4 separate regions of the Homo sapiens genome follow, and regions 1, 2 and 3 are each linked to region 4. The links are chromatin contacts, found by Hi-C or POLR2A ChIA-PET in ENCODE. All regions are on one chromosome and are shown on one strand. The core of a region is the stretch at or near the end of the contact, and the rest is flanking DNA. Distances in the headings are between cores, read along the strand shown.

Region 1 (4,645 bases), core at 2,146-4,645, 170 kb after region 4:
GGTGGATTTGGTGTTGAGTTGAGGGCAGAGTGTGGGACTGGAAAGGGACGGCCAGAGGACTTTGCTTCTAGGATACCTCCCAAATCCTCTGGCCCTGGCCCTCCCATGCATTAGCACCATCCCTTCTCCCTAGACAAATGGGTGTGATACCAGAAGGACCACTGTGGGTGTCGGGCTCAGGTGAGGGGAGATAGGAGAAGAGGGGAGTTGGGAGGGAAAAGTGGGAAGTGAGGCCTGGTCTCTGGGAAAAGGCTGAGGATGGGGGGATGGTCAGGAGGGAGCGGAGGGCTTGAGTCACAGGGATGGGGATGGTGGAGGTGTGGGGGTTGGTAGGATGGGCTGGCCAAGGCCTGACAGTGCAGCTGGCCTCTCTGGGTGGGGCAGAAGGGTCAAGATGAAAGCACCTCTATTAACTCAGTTTGGAGGTTCAGTCCTCTGGGCACACACCCTAGTGCCAGGGACCACTGGAATTGGCAGGGGACCCAGAATGCTTATTTTGTCCTCCTCTGTCCCTCTAAGAGCCAGAATGACAGGGTGGCCATTCCTGTTGAGTATGGGTTCTTCCATTGAACGGCTGTGTGTCCGTGTAACAAGTAACGTCACCTTTCTGGGCTTCAGTAACCTTCCTCCTCCTCTCCTCCTAAAATGGATTATGCTACTACAACTACTAGAGTTGCCAAAAGCATTAGGTATCATAAAAATAGTTAATCCTATTCTGGATTTATCGAGCATCAACATGAGCCGGGAACGTGCTAAATGTTTTGCGTGAGCAGTGCCTGGCACATGTAAGCTCACAGTAACAGATGCCATTTTTCTGGTCGTATAATTAATGGTAGGTAGGACCAGGCTGAGCACAGGAGGTGATTGGGTCCCCAGCCCCCACCTACGGGCTGAGTGATCTTTGGCGTGTCTCTGCACACTCCTACTAGCCTCCTTCCTTAGTTTCCCGTCTGCAAAACGTGATGCCAACAAGACCCCTAGAGGTTTCCCCCTGTTACGAGTTCTAAGTCCTGACGGCTCACTCCTTCTGACCTCAGGAGGCTCCCACCTCCCTCTGCAGGTCCAGGCACCGGACCTGGGAGGCGCTGAGTGGGGGGCAGGGCGGGCAAGCCTCGGCAGGCGATTGGGCTACGAAGGGAAGGAGGGAGGAGCGGCGGCTGCACTGCGGAGCCCAGAGGGCCAGCTGCGCGGCCTGTGGACGCGGGATGGCAGGGGCGAGCTCCACGCCCTGTCCCCGTCTAAGCTACCACCTTTACTTCCACCAGGCTGGGAACCAGGGCTTCCTTGGTTGTGGTCAGCAATGAGTCTGGGTATGAGTATTCTGCGGGAAAAGGGGGAGAGGGGCCACTTCGGTCTCCGCCCCTCCCACTTTGGGAAAATGAGCGGGGTTGGGGGGGCGACTCGGGGAGTCATTTTGGCTGCACCCATAGGCTGGAGAGCCAAATCTGGGGCGCGGGGTACAGAGGCGAAATAAAGAAGGGGAACAGAAAAGAGGAATGCCTGCTGGGGAAGAGTTTGGTTGTCAATCCGGTCTGCATCTCCCTTGGGTCTTCTGGGTCTGCCATGCGCTGCCTGCAACCCCCAAGTCCGCCGCCAGGGGCCGCCGAAGCTCTGTCCTTGCAGCTGGCTCTAGGGTCGAACCCCAGGGTGAGGAGAGGAGGGGAAACGGGGAGGCTAGGCATGACCTTTTGGCTTGGAAAGTCTTAGAAACAGTGAAGAGACGTTGGTATTCATAACAGAATCTTCGTCGGAGGATGTTGGGGATCAATTCTAGAACTTTAGTGTCATTAGGAGTAGGTTGGTGTCATTTTGCAAATGCTCTTATCACTCATAGATACTTAACGTCTTAGTCATAAAATCAAAGAATCTTTTTTTTCTTTTTCTTTTTTCTTTTTTTTTTTTTTGAGACGGAGTCTCGCTTTGTGGCCAGGCTGGAGTGCAGTGGCGCGATCTTGGCTCACGGCAACCTCCGACCCCCCGGGTTCAAGCGATTCCCGTCTCAGCCTCCGGAGTAGCTGGGACTACAGGCACGCGCCACCACGCCCGGCTTTTTTTTAAATTTTATTTTATTTTTAATTTAATTTTATTTTAGTAGAGACGGGGTTTCACCATGTTGGCCAGGATGGTCTCGATCTCCTGACCTCGTGATACGCCCGCCTCGGCCTCCCAAAGTGCTGGGGTTACAGGCGTGAGCCACTGCGCCTGGTCACGTCTTAGTCATAGCATCTTAAAGCCAGAGCGAGAGGCTCCTGGGTTCACAGACTCTTAGAAAATAAGAGGGAAGGGACTTCCCCAAGGTCACACGGCCAGCGCGCTGTGGCAGAGAGGAGTGTGCGGATGGGTTGGAGAGCTGTGGGGATTTCCTTCCCCCTTCAGAGTCCTCTTCCTTGGCTCATGTCCAAGTGTCCCAGCCCCAGGTAGCGGGACAGGAAAGGGGCGTGGCTGGCCCCCCGCTTAGACCCAGGAAGGCGGGAGGGACCCCTTGGGCACTGGAGCTCCTGGGTGGCCCTGCAGCCGGCACTCCCCCGTCTTCCAGATGACAATTTGTCGGGCACGAGCGGTATGGAAGTGGACGACCGCGTGTCGGCGCTGGAGCAGCGGCTGCAGTTACAGGAAGACGAGCTGGCGGTCCTAAAGGCGGCGCTGGCGGATGCTCTGCGTCGCCTGCGGGCATGCGAAGAACAGGGAGCGGCGCTACGCGCGCGGGGCACCCCCAAGGGCCGGGCGCCTCCGCGCTTAGGCACCACTGCCTCGGGTATCCCCGTTAGACTGGAGGGGTGGGATGGGGAGGACCGGGGCCTGGTCCTTATACTCACCCTCTTCTGTCCCCTAACCCCATCCCTCCAGTGTGTCAGCTCTTGAAAGGCCTTCCCACCAGGACGCCCCTTAATGGCTCGGGACCCCCGCGGCGCGTGGGTGGCTATGCCACGTCCCCATCCTCTCCCAAGAAGGAGGCGACCTCCGGGCGCAGGTAAGGCACAAGGCCGGGACCCCCAGCCTCTTCCAAGACCTCGTGGGAGACAGAGGTGGTTTGTTTGCCTGAGCTCCAGCAGCAGAGGGTGCAGGGAGAATCTCGCTTGCTCACGGCACTCGCCTGCTGGCCTAGAAGGCTCTGCCCCCACCTGTGTGCTCTCTTTTAGCAGTGTCCGCCGCTACTTGTCACCAGAGCGCCTCGCCTCGGTGCGCCGTGAGGACCCCCGCAGCCGGACCACATCCTCCAGCAGCAACTGTAGCGCCAAAAAGGAAGGGTAAGGACTGGGGCGGCGTCAAGCCGCAGAAAGAGATAGGGAGGAAATGGTCGAGAAATGTAGTCATGCCCCAGGCCACGAGGTCGTAACCTAGAGTGGGGCCAGCTAGTTCAAAAGCGGGGACGGTGCCAGAGCCTTGGAGGGACCAATCTTGAGGTGGCACGGTAACAGTGGAAGGTCTGGGAGGGCGGAGTCAATATTGAGGGGCGTGGCCAGAGTTTTTAGAAGCTGGACGGTCAGGTCTACTGGGTGAGGAAGTCAGGGAGGAGCTTGGCTTATGGGCGTGGTTATTAAGGTACAGGAGAGGCCCCGTTGAGTTTCAGGGATGAAGTCAAGGCAGCAGCCACAGAGTTTCTACAAGGAAAGAGGGAGTCTGAGGAATTTAAGGGTGCAGCCACAGTGTTCGCCTGGGCGAAATTAAAATCTGGGGTACGGAGTAACAGAGGCTGAGACCAGGTGGAGGCATTCCAGATTCCAGAAGCTTTGACATCAAAATCGGGGGGCACTGCCAGGTTGAAAAGGGCGTGGCTTAAAGGTTGGGCGGGGCCGTAGGGGCGTGGTCAAATGCCAAGAGGTGCAGCCAACTTGGAGGCCTCGAAGGTATTCACATAAGGAATACGTGAAAATGGACGTAATCAGAATGCCTGGCGGGCCGGAGAAGGAGCGTTGGCGGGAGGTAGCAGTCAATTCTCAAGCAACTGAGTCAACTCAGGGACAGGGTTAGAAGGGAGGCTCAGAATGACAGGCGTGGTCAACTCCAGAGGCGGGGCCATACTGAAGATCTGGACAGAGTCAAAAACTAAGGCTATATAATTCTAGCAGTTTGGGAGGCGGAGGCGGGAATCATCGCTTGAGCTCAGGAGTTCGAGACCAGGCTGGGCAAAATAGCGAGCCCTCGTCTTTACTAAAAATGAAAATAAATTAGGCCTGGCGCGGTGGCTCACGCCTGTAATCCCAGCACTTCGGGAGGCCTAGGCGGGTGGATCACAAGGTCAAGAGATCGAGACCATCCTGGCCAACATGGTGAAACCCCCTGTCTATTAATAATACAAAAATGGGCGTGGTGGCGCGTGCCTGTAGTCCCAGCTACTCGGGAGGCTGAGGCAGGAGAATCACTTCAACCCGGGAGGCGGAGGTTGCAGTGAGCTGAGATCGCGCCACTGCACTCCAGCCTGCTGACAGAGCAAGACTCCGTTAAACAAACAAACAAAAAACAAAAAACAAAAAACAAAAAAAAAAAGAGAGAGAAAGAAAATAGCCGGGCGTGCTGGCCTTCGCTTGTAGACCCAGCTACTTGGGAGGCTGCGGCAGGAGGCTCACTTAAGCCTAGGAAATTCGAGGTTTCAGTGAGCCATGATCACGCCATTGCACTCCAGTTTGGTCGACAGAGCCACACC
Region 2 (5,147 bases), core at 619-3,118, 250 kb before region 4:
CTTTCTGGACTCTGCACAATCACACAACCATTAGTAACACCACCAGAAATAAAATTCCTTTTTTTTTTTAGTTATTAAAATACATTTAATGCTTGGTATTGTGAGCATGCAGAAGAAAGAAAATAAGACTACAAAATGAAATAAGGGCTAGAATTTAAAGCCAATGTAAAGGAAATGTTCTAAATTGTGCAAGTGATTAACAGCCAGATGTTCCCCTATGATTCCGAACATGAGTCTCCAGTGCCAAGTTCCAGCCCGAAGTCTGTTGGACTCTCAGAGAAAATGTATAGTAACAAAAGCAGCCAAGACTTGCATGACGTCAGCTCTTATTTCTCCTTGAGTTTTTGTCCCGTGGATGTGAATCACTAAGAACACATGCATTCCTCAAGTTTTAGGAGATAAGGCAAAAAAAAAAAAATCTTAGAGATTTGCTTCAATTCGTATTTGAGCTTCATGGGATGCAAACATAGGAGACTAAAGCAGAAATGAGTATTGCTTCAGTAATCATGAGTCCACCCAGCTTAGTGAACAAAACAAGCGTTACCCTCCTAACCTTCCTGATAACAGGAATGTCTTGTTTGAAGTGTTTGGAGTCAGTGCATTTTACTGGCTGCCATTCAAAATATGTTTCAATTCTTAAAACTGAAACCCTGAACCTGTTCATTCATGTTTATTGCTTTAGTCTAATCTATTGTTTAGATTTTTCCCTATGCATATGGCTCAGAGCATCTTACACAATTTGCTTCAGAATTTTCACATCTATTGCTGTTGACTAAACACTCTAATTAAAGTGCCCAAATATGTACATACAAGAATATTTGTTGCAGAATTTTTAGGGTAAGGCTGAAATATTGCAAACAACCTACATAATTTTCAAAAAGAAGACAAATGAAATAAATTACAATTTATCCATAAAATAGAAATCTAGGCAGCCATGAGAATTATCTGTGATCTGTGGGCTTTTAGGGCTTCAAGGGGGGGATGTATGATATCTTATTTATAAGAAGGGAAAAGTGTGGCATATATGTAGACTTATATGTATTCAACTATACAGAATTTATGGAAAAATACAAACACTACATCTTAAATGCAGTTACCTTTGGGGAGGGTAGGAAGCATGATAAAAATTATCAATGCTCACCATGTAATCTTTACTTCTCAGACTGAACATTTTCATTAGAATACATTTGTTTCTTATCTGTATTATTATTTTAGGTGATATTTGAAAATTGAGTGAGAAAAGTCAGTCAGATGAGAGAGAAGAATACAGAGGGTAGGAAGAGACAGAGCAAATGACCTCAGCAACACAGAATCCAGATGGAGAGAAAATTGGGGGAAAGAGGTGGAAGATTTTGCTCATGGCATTGGCAGTGCCTGGCCTCTGAGGTGGGCTCTAGAACAAAGTCCTCCACTCCCTCTCATGTCTGGGGACATTCAACCATGTGAAAAGGTTTTCCAGGGAGGCATTTTCTCTGACCACCTGTTCTATACAGTACTGATAGGACAGCTTTCCCACGTACTGCCAGCAGCCCCGATCCAGAACTCAGCACTGCCCCTCCAGTCAGAATCAGAGGACCGAGGGGAAACATGCTCTCCTGTCCCTAATCACAAATGAAACTGTCTTTAGCATGAAGATATTCACTTGGTGAGAACTTAAGTCAACTGGACAAAGAGATGTAGGTCTCCAGTGCTCAGAGTGAATGTGTCTTTTGCAAAATCCCGAATGTGATTGCCCTGAGGCTGACATGGGGCCAGAAATGCCTGAGTCATCTCTACCTCTTCCTCTATGAAACCACATAATTGCCTCAGACTGAGCTCCCAATGCATTTAATTGTTTTGATCAAAGTCTTTCCCGGCGGTTCCTCAGAAGGAAGGATTGGGCCTGGAGGCCTACCCAGGGAGGGAGTCAGAGGCCGCCCACAGATGAACAATTCTATCTGTGTGTGCACCACCCTCCTACCAGACTTTGAAACCCTTCAACAAACAAGGGCTTTGGGATCCCCAAAATGAATCCCAAGCCCCTGGTTACAGAATCAACAAAGCGGGATGACAAATAAGGGAAAAGTTCAAATCTGGTAAACGTATCCCACAATTTGCAAGCAAAAAAATTGAGAACTATTTTTTTCAATTCCGCACACAATTAAGCATCATGTTTGCATTCAGTCTTGTTTTATGTTGGATTCCATCATGATGAGATTCGACACTCAGAGCTCGAGGTCTTTAATATCTTAATGTACCCTGTATCCCAGGACCTCAGATTACTGTCTAAGCCACTGCAAGGAAACATCAGCTCTGTCTGCCCTGGTGGGTCTTTCTTCATCTGGAGAGATAAAGAGATTGTTTAAGATTTGTGTTCAGAGACACATGGTGACACATGGTGGCGGAATTGGTTGAAGAGCATCTGTGACAAAAGGTGGAGAGATGGAGAACAGAGCAGGGTCCCCTCTTGGGAGGACCCAGTTATTGAAATTCCTTTTCTGCTGCTCTCTCCCCGCTTCAGCCTGGAGCATGGCAGGGATTCCTACCTGGATCCTTCTTTGATTATGGGGGAAGGTGCAGTCAGAGTTCACACCTGAAACCTTTTGACTCAAAGTCTTTTGATCCAAGGGACCAAAGAATGTTTGTCATCATTGCTGGAAGTGGAGCATAGGAGCAGGTGAATCCACACCTGGGTAAATGGCACTAGGGCTTACTCATGGGCTTATCCATGGAGCAGTTCTCCATGATGTCACAGATCTGGTTTCCACACCTGGGGGCTGGCTGACTGACTCTTTCCTGAGGGATAGATCAGATGTGGGTCCCAGAGAGAAACAAACCTGGCTGCCAACCTGGGGCCCTGTCAGAGCCCCATCCTGCAACCCCACAAATTCCTCCTCCATTCTGCTTGTTCATCACTCTTTCCTCACCTGAAACTCACTCTGAGCCTGAGCACACGTGGATGAGGATGCAGACAAGCCCCTGTGGGAAACGAATGGGGTCGGCAATGAGACTTATGTGCAGTCATCTGTTTCCTGCCTGGGGAATTTTCTAGGCTAGCTTTTGTTCTGGCTAAAGCTCAGCATTACTTTGGGGCTAATTCTTCTGGGATCAGGCTCATCGGGGTAGGGGCACTATTCCTGGGAGCTGGTCTTGGGCTCTCTGGAACCCAGGAAGGTGAAGGCATGCAAGGAAGCTCATAAAAGAGCCAAGATGAGAATCCAGGGAAGGGAGTGAGCTTCCTGGATGGGTGGAGGGCAAACTGGGACTGAGGTGCCACAGAGGCAATGAGGAAAACAGCGAGGGCCTGGGCTGAAAGCGGATGTCCAGATAGTAGTGTTAGGTATAGGCAAAGGTGGATATGCTGGGGCTGGGGTTGGAATTGAGATTGGGATCATCCTTACTAAAGGTTTGGCTTCTGTTTGCTGTGGCTTTGAAGCAGGCACAAGGAGAGTGGATGGGAGAGTGTCAGAGGATCTGAAATGGGGACTACGATTGAAGCTTGAAGCCCCTGTGAGCCTCTGGGAGGTTCTTTTATTGACCACAGCAAGATTGCAGAGTTCCCACTCCCAAATCTCTCCAGTGAGAACCAGATTGGACATGAGGACATGCCCTTGGCTGAAGGAGAGGAGCTGAGATGGTTTTAGGAGTACGATTGGGTGAACATAATTCATGCTTACTTGCTCTTAAATGTTTTCATTCCTCAACTTTAAATTTAAATGGTTGATATAGGTTGAATGTCCTCTCCAAATCTCATGTTGAAATATAATCACCAGTATTGGAGGTGGGGCCTGGCAGGAGGTGTTTGGGTCATGGGGAAGATCCCTCATAGCTTGGTGCTGTCCTCACAATAGTGGGTTCTTGCAAGATCTGGTCATTTAAAAATGTGTGACACTTCCTCTCAGTCTCATTCCCACTCTAGCCATGTGACATGCTTGCTCCTGCTTCACATTCTGCCATGAGTAACAGGTCACTGAGGCCTCACCAGAAGCCAACCAGATGCCAGCACCATGCTTCCTATATAGCCTGAAGAAGCATGAGCCAAATAAGCGTCTTTTCTCTGTAAATTACCTAGCCTTGGGTATTTCCTTATAGCAATGCAAAAGTGGCTTAATACACTGGTCCCTGAAGAAGTATTGGTACTTCTTTGGCTTTGAGTCTGCAGGAAAGTAGAGAGAGCTTTCATGGATGCTGGGAGTTGGGTGTTCCTAGTTATGGTTGCCAGTTTAGCAAATAAAAACATAAGAATGCCCACTTAAATTTGACATTCAGATAATTTAAACATTTTAGTATGTTTTGGGTAACACTTGGGACATACTTACACTAAATATTTCTTTGTTGCTCATCTGAAATTCAAACTTAACTAGAAGTCTTGTATTTTATCTGGCAGCTGGATTCCTTGATATATGGTGTCAAGATGTTTAAAGATCTTTGGCATCAGGCTTTCAAGAAGATGGTAGGTGCTGGCTCCCTGTGGCTTTACAAGCTCACGCTTCACCAGAAATCAAGAGAAAAAATCACCTGGCTGAGAGGGCCATGCTGAGCTAAGTTCCACTTTCAGCCTTAAGGGTCTCTCAGGGGCTACTTTGATGGGATTCTTTGGTTCTCACTTACTTTGCTTCATGGCCGTTTTGACATTCAAACCCACATACCCTCTGCCTGCTCCCAGGATTTTTTTCCAAACTCCTAGCAACTGGTTCCTGGCTGCTTCCATGGATCTTCTGACACATCACATTTTACCCTCTAGAGAGCAGCCCTGAGAAATATATCAATATAGGGCAAGAACTGGAGAGAAACAGATTCTACAGAAAATCCCCTAAGTGAGAAAGAGGCGTAATCATTGTGCTCCACATTTCTGTGGACAATATCCTGGGGCTAAGGCCCGGATTGGAATCTGACTCATTCTTTCTTGGAAAGGCTTTCAGCACATTTGCTTAATATCTGCAGAGGGATCTGTAGCAGCACCCAATAAATAAATGCCAGCCAGGCGCGGTGGCTCAGGCCTGTAATCCTAGCACTTTGGGAGGCCAAGGCAGGCAGATCACAAGGTCAAGAGATTGAGACCAGCCTGGCCAACACGTTGAAACCCCGTCTCTACTAAAAATACAAAAATTAGCTGGGCATGGTGCCATGCACCTGTATTTCCAGCTACTTGGGAGAATCACTTGAAC
Region 3 (5,101 bases), core at 1,788-4,287, 140 kb before region 4:
ACCCTTGGCTCAGACCAAGCCATTGTTCTGGGGTGGGGAAGGGGGGGTAGTAAGAGTGAGGAACATGGCCCAAAGCGGGTGGGGGATGTCAGCTACACAAGTGACCCACAGACAGTGACGCCCAGACACATGGCGAGGCTGGCCTGCCAGACTGGGAAATGGCAATTGAGGAGTCAGGGTCGTGTCACCAGCGTGCTGCACTGAAGTGCTTGCTGGACACTGACACACACCCCAGGTATCCCAGACACACAGGTACACAGCCACACGGTGCCTGGTGCACACTCAAGACACTTTTTGTTTTTTTTCTTTTTTTTGTTTTTTTTTTGAGACGGAGTCCCGCTCTGCCGCCAGGCTGGAGTGCAGTAGCATGATCTCGGCTCACTGCAACCTCCGCCTCCCAGGTTCAAGCGATTCTCCTGTCTCAGCCTCCCGTGTAGCTGGGACTACAGGTGCGTGCCACCACGCCCAGCTAATTCTTGTATTTTTAGTAGAAACAGGGTTTCACCATGTTGCCCAGGATGGTCTCGATCTCTTGACCTCATGATCTGCCCACCTCGGCCTCCCAAAGTGCTGGGGTTTCAAGCGTGAGCCACCGCACCCGGCCACACTCAAGACCTTTTACATTCTCAGGGGCAGAATCCCCTTCAAAGAGAGAGAGACACACTCACACTCCACGCATCACACACATCCCGGCTCACCCAGGCACGCACATTCTCACACTGACCAGTCAAGTTTTCTTTGTCTCGCTGTAATTCACATGTTCAGACACACACATACACAAACACACCAGTCATCCAAAAAGTCCTACAAACTGACACCTGAGTCTACCTGTCTGTCTCTCCTTCTCAGGTTCACACACACTGGTCATAGGGTCTTTCCTGTCTCCTGTACATATGTGTATATTCACACTGGTCATCCAAATAGTCTCAGAAACATCCAGAAGTGTGTCTCTCTTTCACTTTCACAAACACACGTACACACACAAATGCAGACACATACACTGCCATCCAGTCTCAAAGTGGTATATATTCATTGTGTAGCCTCTATCCCACTTTGTGAGATTCTTTTGTTTCTTTCTCTCAAACTCTCACATACACTCAGCTCTGTCTCACAAAGAGTCTACATAACCTTCATCATCAAAGCGACACCAAAGTCTGTCCCACACACAAGGGCACGCACGAACATCTTCACCGGAATCACTGTGTCACATAGTCTGTTCATAAGGCAGTCTCTGCACTTTATCTTCTACAAACACAGATTAGGATCATCTAGCTAGTCCTGCTCAAGTACACACACACACACACACACACACACACACACACACACCACTCACCAGCCTCGCAGACACACACACTGGTCACAGTGTCACCCAGAATCTCTTTCACACACATATCCCAATACCCCCCAGTTTCTCTCTCCCCCGTGCCCCCACTCCCTAACACTCTCATGCAGAAATGAGAAGGATGCCCAGGACAGAGCCACAGCCAGTATCTGGAGAATCTCCAGGAAAGACCCTCCCTCCCCAGTTCCTTGGTCCTCACTCCTCCATGAGCAGTCTTTGACCCACCCTGCTCTCCCCTGTCCACACCCCTGCCCTCCCCCACCCCTCAGCCCTCCATCTGGTGGGTTCAGACAGGCACTCAGGCCTCTCCTCTGCCTCCCCCATCCCCCAGCTCTTCCCCCATCCTCTCCAAAAAGCCCAGAGGCCAACGCTGCAGGCTTTCAGGGGTTGCCATGACAACAGGGCCTCGTCCCTCGTCCCCCTGGGGGTGGGCTGAGGACCCGGCCAGCCAGACCGATAAGGGGGTTCCAGTTACTGTGGCAACCGTTGCAGGCCTGAGCTCTCTGCTTCCAGAAGGGGAGGGGGGCGGAGTGAGTGAATGGTTGCCAAAGCAACCAGGGAACCGCAAGAACTGAGAAGAGGCAGCTGAGCCCTGTCTCCCCTGCCCAGGGCTGCTGTGGGCATCGCAAAACATTTAAGCATCATTCTTCCATCCCTAGAGGTTGTTTTAGGGGAGGGAGATGAAGTGCAGATTATAAAACAGGATGGCACTCATTCTCCCAGCTGCCCATCATGGCCTGCCAGCCCATGCCCGCTCCCCCAGGCTCACCGTGTGATCAGTCAGGTCCACTCTCTGGACCTCAGCTTGCCTCTTCCATTAAATGGGGCCTGTCTCTCAGGAATGTTCCCATTCCTGTCTCATGAGTGTGCCCTCTCTCTCCCTTGCTCAACAGGAACCACAGAGCGGGTATGCCTAGTACAGGGCACGGCAGAGGCCTTGAATGCTGTGCACAGCTTTATTGCCGAGAAGGTCCGAGAAATCCCACAAGCGATGACCAAGCCTGAGGTGGTCAACATCCTTCAACCCCAAACCACGATGAACCCCGACAGAGCCAAGCAGGTCAGCTGGGGCAGAGACTGGGTTGCTGTAAAGCTGTTGACATTCACAAAGAAACATTCCTCCCACATCACTGCTTACTGTGAGGTTCAATGGGACAAAGCTGATAAAAATCTCATCAGTCAAAGACCACATGGTAGTGGTTAGTATTATTTTTAGGGAGTCAGCTCTAATAGAATAGAAAGGACTCCAGAACATTTAGAGTGGGCTTGATTCAGAGAGGGAGTGAAGGTCTGGGAGAATGTGGCATGATTCCCTATTGTTCGATCCTTTCTTCCTAGGATTCTCTAGTTCCTCTTCTCTCTTCCACCTCATCCCATTGTCTCTCTGAACGACCTGCCTCCCACTTCCTGCTATCACCGGAAGTGACCTCAGTGACAGTTCAGCCACATCCAGAAGAGTTTACAAATGGCCTCTCATCCTCCTTCCCTCCATAATTAACGTATGGGGGTAGAGGTGGTGTTTCATTAGCGAGAGAAGAGGTGGGTCCCTCTCCTACACAGCCCTCTCCAGGAAGGAATGGAAGGGGGAAGGCAGCGCCCCTCCGTTGCCTCAGTTACGGGGAAGCAGTGGCATAGGGGCGTGGCAGGGAGTGGCCAATCGCTTCCCGGGCCTGTCCGGTTGCCATGACGACGGCGCTCACGGGGCAGGTGGGCTCCCCTCAAAGCTGCAGGCAGCGCTGTCCGGACCCGGAAGTGCGTAAGGGAACGGAAACGCGGGGCTGGCTCCCGTTTTCTCTCCCGTCCCCACTCCCCTATGCATGCGTACTCCGTGCAATGGGGCGAGAACCCCTGGGCTGACGGGAGGGCCCCTTGCGAGGGCTCGTTAACGTCTACCTAGAGGCAAAGACAGGAGAGAGGGAGTCCGTAAAATCTGGAATTCTTGGGTCCTGTCGTTGCCCTGAGGTGGGGCAGAGCACAGGCCTGAGTTCCCCTAAGCTCATGGGGAAATGGTGGGCGGAGAAGCCTGGAGGAGAGCTGCAGGGTGGAGCGCTCCCAAAAAAGACCGCAGGGCTTGGGGCGTGTAGCGCGGACGCTGTCCTTGGTGCTGAAGCTCCTCGCTCCCCGCCAGGTTTCTCCCGAATCCCTTCCCACCAGCAGCGCACAAGTTATTCACAGTTTACAGGGAGGCGAGGGCATTGCCTCTTCCCTCCGCCTTGGTCGTGGCCACAAGGGACTCAGGGTTCATCAGGAGTTTGTGAATGTTGCAAGGAAAATGGGGTCAGCACCATCTGTGCCTGAGCCTTCTACCCCCTCCCCCTAATCCACAGGAGCTCTGAGACAGTGGAGTCGAAAGGTTATAGAACCAGGATTTATTCCCTGCCTTATTACTCGAGTGTTCCAAAGACTGAGGGAGATCATAGCTGAAAACTCAGGCTCTGGGCTCTGTTGTTTAGTTGAATCCTTCTCCGTACAGTACTTACGTCCTATGTGACCTTGAGCAAGTGACTTTGATTTCTCCAATCCTCATTTTTCTCACCTGTAAAATGAGATTCATTATGATGCCTCCTTAAGGGTGATGGTTAGTGTTCGTTGATGTTTGAAAAGCACATAGCTTATGTGTATAATGCATAGAAAGTTAGCCCCAAAAATGTTCTCTGTTGTTATTATGGGATTTTTGAGTCAGGAAACAGGTCTACTTCTTTTCTGCCTTGGACTTGCAGTGTTACTCAGAGCCCCTTTCCTTCTGTAGACCTCAGTTTCTCTTTTATTACAGTGCAGCAGCTGGGCCAAACCAGGGATTATAAATTAAATAACTAAAGTATTGAAAAAGGTAACAAAAGCCTTGAGGGTTGTTGCTCTCTGGAGAGGGTATGCCATCTTTAAAGGGAGAAGCTGCCACTCAAATCCACCGAATTATTGCACTTTGGGAACATGAACATAGTGCTACCACATCTTCCAAATTTTTCAAAAGAAGCCATAAATTTTTTAGATCAACTGACTTTAAAATGCTTTATTATTATTATTATTTAATATATATTAGTCTGAGGCAGAGTCACACTCTGTCACCCAGGCTGGAGTGCAGTGGTATGATCTAGGCTCACTGGAGCCTCGACATCCCAGGCTCAAGCGATCCTCCCACCTCAGCCCACTGAATAGCTGGGACTACAGGTGAACACGACCACGCCTGGCTAATTTTTTTTTCTTTTCTTTTTTTTTTTTTTGAAACGGAGTTTTGCTCTTGTTGCCCAGGATGGAGTACAATGGCCTGGTCTCAGCTCACTGCAACCTACAACTCCCGGGTTCAAGTGATTCTCCTGCCTTGGCCTCCCAAGTAGCTGGGATTACAGGCACCTGTTACCATGCCTGGCTAATTTTTTGTATTTTTAGTAGAGATGGGGTTTCACCATGTTGGCCAGGCCAGTCTCGAATTCCTGACCTCAGGTGATCTGCCTTCCTTGGCCTCCCAAAGTGCTGGGATTACAGGCATGAGACACTGCGCCCGGCCCCTGGCTAATTTTTGTATTTTTTGTAGAGACAGGATTTCACCATGTTGCGGGCTGTTCTCTAACTCCTGGACTCAAGCAATCCACCCGCCTCAGCTCCCCAAAGTGCTGGGATTACAGGCGTGAGCCATTGCGCCAGGCCAACTCTGCTTTTAAAACACTATGAAGGTCAAAAAAACATGTATGGCTGTAGGCTGACTGGGGCCTGAGGATCACCAGATTGCCACTTCTGGGTTATACCAGTGGCTCTCACCCC
Region 4 (5,276 bases), core at 2,621-5,120:
CAGGGAAGGAAGAGGGGAGGGGTGATTCTGGAGCCTTGGGGTGGCTGAGCAGGCAGGACCAGTGACCACCTGGCCCTGACGAGGAGCAGGGGCTTCCTCGGTTTCTGGCAGGTCCTCACCTCCACTGTCTGCTCTGCCCATTCAGCCTCCTCCCCACCTGTCTACGCCCCCCCCCTTAGAGACCCCACCCCTGTTCTCCATTAGCCTCTCAAGGATTTGGGGGGTTGGGGTGCTCTTCTGGCTCAATAAAGACTTCCTGGTTGACACTCACATGGCAAGTGGTGTTTGGGGAAGGGCTTCAAAGGCAGCTCCTGGGGCCTCCCATTAGCACTGTGGATTGGGGCATGGCCACCCACTCGGGGAACAGACCCCAGGGCCTGCCTTCATGGGTGCTTGTGCTGTGCCAACCCTCTGGGTCCTACTGGTACTGGCACTGGGTGTTGAGTCGGGGGGTCATCGTATGCCCCGGCCCCAGCCTTCTCTTGTCCCTCCCTTCGCTATTACTCTGATTGTGCCCATATGCCCAACACAGCCCTTAGCCTGGCACCCCCCATCTTCCCAGCACCAGCGCAAGCCCTGTATCCTTGTCAGGACTGGGTGGGCAGTCCCTTGGCCCTCTGACAAGCTGGTCTGTGGACTGCTGTTCTCTCTGGAGGGGCTGGTAGAAACCAATAGCTGCCTTCCCTCCCTAGCAGGGGTGGGGGGCCCTGCCACTCCCCCAGGGCTTGGCAACACATCTTTCCCAAGGTCGTCCTTAAAGTGAGGGGCCACGGGTTCCCTGTTCCACCCATTTTGGGGCTTCCTGGAGTTGGATGTCTTCTCCCTTGAACCAAGCCTGCAGGTTTTCCAAGGGCGGGGCTTGCAGTGTGCCTTCTGCTGGGTCGGGGGAGTCTCCTCTCTCCCGCAGGGGCTTTAGAAGTCAGGGCTTTAGAAGTCTTCCCCTCACATGGGCAGACAGCAGAGGCCGGGACTCCCACCTCCCAGGGGGCAGCTGGGCAGAGAGGACAGGCCCACTCTCCGCCTCCTCGCAGCCACCAACCTGTGCTTTGCGGAGCGGAACGTGTACACGTCAGAGGTGCTGGCCGTGGTGATGCAGCAGCTGATGGAGCAGAGCCCCCTGCCCATGCTGCTCATGAGGACCGTCATCCAGTCCCTGACCATGTACCCCCGCCTGGGGGGCTTCGTCATGAACATCCTGTCCCGCCTCATCATGAAGCAGGTAACCCATCCCCGGCCACCCCGCCTCCAGGCTGCAGACAGCAGCTTCTAGCCTGCTTGCCCTCCCCTTCCCCCGTCTGACCCCGGAGGGAGCCCGGTGGAGGACAGCAGGCTCTGCTCTGCCTCCTGCCAAGAAAATAGCAGTGCTCCAGGGTGTATGACTGGGCCAGCTCCCAGGTGATGAGGGAGGGCAGCTGGGTGGTAGGAGCTGTGGTAACCCTCAAGGGGTGTGCACCCGGGAGAGGCATGGCTGCTCCTCACCCTCCACCGCTGTGTGCCCGGCCAGGATGCATCCCAGAGCTGAAAAATGGCCCAGTTTTTTAAGAGGTGCTAGAAATTTGGGCTTTAGAAATACCACGATAAGGCCAGGTGTGATGGTTCACACCTGTAATGCCAACTCTTTGGGAGGCCGAGACAGGAGGACTGCTTGAGCCCAGGAGTTTGGGGCTGCAGTGAGGAAGAAACGCGCCACTCACTGCACTCTAGCCTGGGCGGCAGAGTAAGACCATCTCTCAAAAAAAAAAAAAAAAAAAAAAAAAAAAGAGAACAAAAAAACCAAACCCCGCAGGACTAATGTCGCCCCCTGGAGGCTGCGGTGAGAATGTACATGTGACCCAGGACAGGTCCCGGCACCGGCACGGACCTCCGCTGTTTAGCAGGGGTAATTTCGCCCCCTGGAGGCTGCCGTGAGAATGTCATGAGAGGTGCTCCCGCAGCACTTAGCCTGGGCCTGGCCCAGGGGGAGCTCTGGTAAAAGGCGGCTGAGTTTTCTTCCACCCCCTTCCCAAGTTGCCCTCGTGGTCCAGCCGCCTGGATCGGGAAGACAAAGGCCTCTGGAGGGAGGTCGGGGCTGCTTGTTGCCCATCCAGAGGAATCTTGGATGGTGGGATTTGGGCATGGTCTTGGCAAGGTCTTTCTCCCAGTGTCAAGGCTCGGGGGGATGCCTGTGTGCCTCTCCCGACGGCTCCCTCCCTCCCTGGTTCAGGTGTGGAAGTACCCCAAGGTGTGGGAGGGCTTCATCAAGTGCTGCCAGCGCACAAAGCCCCAGAGCTTCCAGGTCATCCTGCAGCTGCCGCCCCAGCAGCTGGGAGCCGTCTTTGACAAGTGCCCAGAGCTCCGGGAGCCCCTGCTGGCCCATGTCCGCTCCTTCACCCCCCACCAGGTACCCCTTCCCCCCACCAGGTACCCTTTCCCCCCACCCAGGGTGTGCGGTGGGCGGCCCCCTGGGTCCCTCTGGTTGGTGGGGACTGGATGGAGGCGGACACAAGAAGGCCCTGCACTGCTGGGAGTTCTGGAGGGTTAGGGCCCCCGGACCTGAGGTGTGCAAATGGGGTCTCTGTGCCAGAGCTGCCCCCAGCGCCCCCTTCCTGCTCTCCACCCAGCAAGCTCACATCCCTAACTCCATCATGACCATCTTGGAGGCCAGCGGCAAGCAGGAGCCAGAGGCCAAGGAGGCGCCTGCGGGGCCCTTGGAGGAGGTGAGGGCCCTGCAGCCCACCCATCTGGATCCCCAGACTCCCACCCCCTACCCCAAGCCAGCAAGGCTCACCATGGCCTCCTCCTGACCCCGAGAGACTCAGGCCACCCCTGCCTCTGGGCCACCCGTCTCCCAGGGGATGCTCCTGCTGGGAGTTGGGGGTCTGGGGGACAACTGCCCCTTCCTCCCCATGCTCTTGGTGAAGAACTCAAAGACCACCTCAGGGTGGTTCCTTCTCTTTCCGGCCGTCCTCTGAGCCACCCACCTCTGAGCTTCTGTGTGGCCCTCCCTATCCCCAGGATGATCTGGAGCCCCTGACCTTGGCCCCGGCCCCAGCACCCCGGCCCCCTCAGGACCTCATCGGCCTGCGACTGGCCCAGGAGAAGGCCTTAAAGCGGCAGCTGGAGGAGGAACAGAAGCTGAAGCCGGGAGGAGTGGGAGCCCCCTCCTCTTCCTCCCCCTCTCCCTCTCCGTCGGCCCGGCCAGGCCCGCCCCCGTCTGAGGAAGCCATGGATTTCCGGGAGGAGGGGCCTGAGTGCGAGACCCCGGGCATCTTCATCAGCATGGATGACGACTCGGGGCTGACCGAGGCCGCGCTGTTGGACTCTAGTCTCGAGGGCCCCCTACCCAAGGTAGGGAGAGCAGCCTCCGCTGCGAAGGAAGAAGCCGGATCTGGGCCGGGGTGAAGGTGGGGGAGGAGGGGCCATCAGGGGGCAGGGCCTGAAGGGGAGCGTGGAGGTGACCGCGCCCTCCACCCGGCTGCCCTTTCCTTCCCCGGTCACCAGGAGACGGCAGCGGGCGGGCTGACCTTGAAGGAGGAGCGGAGCCCCCAGACCCTCGCACCTGTTGGAGAAGATGCTATGAAGACTCCCAGCCCGGCTGCCGAGGACGCCAGGGAACCCGAGGCCAAGGGGAACAGCTGACGGGGCTCGAGGGGGAAAGGGGGTGGGACAGGGACTCGGGGCTGGGGGACGGGGCGGGGCTTGACCTGCGGGTGCTTTGCCTTAAAAAGAAATAAAAGATGTGAACTTGGGCAAGTTACTGAAAAGAAAAAAAAAAAGGGATGGCGGGCCTGGGGCGCGGGTGCCGTCTCGAGTCTGGCGCGACGTCCACCGTGGGGCTGCGCGGGATCGGGAGTGCGCGCCCAGAGCCTGCGCGGAACCCACCCTGGCCCGCTCCCCGCGCCCTCCACGGGTAACGGCCCCCTCTCTCGGTGCTCAGAAACCGGCGGTGTCGACAGGTGGCTCTCGCTTGGCCTCCTTGTCTGCAAGCCTTTCTCCTAGAGATCTGTGCCTCCTGGCGAACCATGGGAGACCTGCCGCCCTACCCTGAGCGCCCTGCCCAGCAGCCTCCGGGCCGGAGGACTTCTCAGGCCTCCCAGAGGCGGCACAGTCGGGACCAAGCTCAGGCCCTGGCAGCGGACCCCGAGGAGAGGCAGCAGATACCTCCAGACGCCCAGCGAAACGCCCCTGGTTGGTCACAGAGGGGCAGCCTGTCCCAACAGGAGAACTTGCTGATGCCCCAGGTCTTCCAGGCTGAGGAAGCCCGGCTGGGTGGCATGGAGTACCCATCTGTGAACACGGGCTTTCCCTCAGAGTTCCAGCCTCAGCCTTACTCTGATGAAAGCAGGATGCAGGTCGCCGAGCTCACCACCAGCCTAATGCTGCAGCGGCTCCAGCAGGGCCAAAGCAGCCTGTTCCAGCAACTGGACCCCACCTTCCAGGAGCCCCCAGTCAACCCCTTGGGCCAGTTCAACCTCTACCAGACAGACCAGTTCTCTGAAGGTGCCCAGCACGGGCCTTACATAAGGGATGACCCTGCCCTTCAGTTCTTGCCCTCTGAGCTGGGCTTCCCACACTACAGTGCCCAGGTGCCTGAGCCCGAGCCTCTGGAGCTGGCCGTGCAGAACGCCAAGGCCTACCTGCTGCAGACCAGCATCAATTGCGACCTCAGCCTGTGAGCAGGGGCTAGGAGTGGGGCGGGTGGGGGACCCAGGCAGGGAGGGGCCCCACCCGAAGTGCCTGCCTCAGTCAGTCAGACAAGGGATCATCCCTCATGGAAAACCAGTGACTCTAATTCAGCTGAGTCGGAATCAATGCCAACAACAGCTAGCATTCACTTCCCAGACATGTGCTGGCACTGCACACACTCACCTAATTCTCACCGGAGATGAGCACATCAGCTCATCCTACTTTACAGAGGAGGAGACCGAGACACAGAGAAGTTGGGTCGCTTACCCAAAACTACACAGCTAGGATATGGCAGAGTCAGGATTCCAGAACACGTGATTTGGCTCCCCAAGCCCTCTTGCTTTTTTTTTCCCCCAGACATAGTCTCACCCTGTCACCCAGGCTGGAGCACAGTGGCGTGGTCTTGGCTTAGGGCAACCTCTCCTTCCCAAGTTCAAGTGATTCTTCTGCTTCAGCCTCCCGAGTAGTTGGGGTTACAGGCGCGCTCCACTTCACCCAGCTAATTTTTGTATTTTTAGTAGAGGCAAGATTTCACCATGTTGCCCAGGCTAGTCTCAAACTCGACCTCAAGTGATCCGCCCATCTCAGCCTCCCAAAGTGCTAGGATTGCA

What was found. A loop is a pair of places that touch in the nucleus more often than their neighbours do. ChIA-PET counts read pairs that join two places held with the same protein, here RNA polymerase II (POLR2A). Pooled maps may share reads with other maps.
Region 1: a pooled map shows a loop between it and region 4 (4-fold over the local background). The contact joins the promoter of EML2-AS1 here to the promoter of RSPH6A in region 4. A Hi-C loop is called at or near these places in 3 of 50 pooled maps. POLR2A ChIA-PET finds 5 or more read pairs at or near these places in 4 of 52 experiments (B cell, WTC11, activated CD4-positive, alpha-beta memory T cell and 1 more).
Region 2: a map of MCF 10A shows a loop between it and region 4 (11-fold over the local background). The contact joins the enhancer-like site here to the promoter of RSPH6A in region 4. A Hi-C loop is called at or near these places in 6 of 168 maps with a recorded cell type or tissue (HCT116, HepG2, K562 and 3 more), 3 of 37 single-sample maps with no recorded cell type and 14 of 50 pooled maps. POLR2A ChIA-PET finds 5 or more read pairs at or near these places in 1 of 52 experiments (IMR-90).
Region 3: a loop to region 4 is called in a pooled map, with 2.6 times the contacts of the local background. The contact joins the enhancer-like site here to the promoter of RSPH6A in region 4. A Hi-C loop is called at or near these places in 1 of 50 pooled maps. POLR2A ChIA-PET finds 5 or more read pairs at or near these places in 4 of 52 experiments (H1, HepG2 and WTC11).

The regions. Positions count from the first base shown.
Region 1 is chr19:45,640,244-45,644,888 of GRCh38, reverse strand. EML2-AS1 (EML2 antisense RNA 1) reads right to left here and starts at 3,395. Exons shown (of 2, transcript NR_130729.1): 1 at 3,123-3,395; 2 at 2,049-2,664. It also overlaps a transcript of EML2 not described here. RefSeq lists enhancers at 1,359-1,408, 1,499-1,548, 2,139-2,398, 1,556-2,407, 2,929-2,988 and 2 more.
Region 2 is chr19:46,065,417-46,070,563 of GRCh38, reverse strand. It overlaps a transcript of IGFL4 not described here. Among named protein-coding and RNA genes, the nearest start is that of IGFL4, 27 kb to the right of the region's middle. Within about 2 kb of position 1,868, at least 3 of the 41 ENCODE cell types and tissues checked have a DNase peak (open chromatin) inside an H3K27ac peak, as active enhancers do; they include PC-9, where a contact is called at or near this core.
Region 3 is chr19:45,951,081-45,956,181 of GRCh38, reverse strand. NOVA2 (NOVA alternative splicing regulator 2) reads left to right here. Exons shown (of 4, transcript NM_002516.4): 3 at 2,236-2,402. Among named protein-coding and RNA genes, the nearest start is that of NOVA2, 20 kb to the left of the region's middle. RefSeq lists an enhancer at 2,700-3,647. Within about 2 kb of position 3,037, at least 2 of the 41 ENCODE cell types and tissues checked have a DNase peak (open chromatin) inside an H3K27ac peak, as active enhancers do.
Region 4 is chr19:45,813,902-45,819,177 of GRCh38, reverse strand. RSPH6A (radial spoke head 6 homolog A) reads left to right here and starts at 3,870. Exons shown (of 6, transcript NM_030785.4): 1 at 3,870-4,651. The coding sequence starts at 4,002. It overlaps SYMPK (symplekin scaffold protein), which reads left to right. Exons shown (of 27, transcript NM_004819.3): 23 at 1,032-1,219; 24 at 2,204-2,380; 25 at 2,601-2,696; 26 at 2,995-3,327; 27 at 3,481-3,768. The coding sequence ends at 3,618. RefSeq lists a silencer at 1,877-1,966 and an enhancer at 2,127-2,196.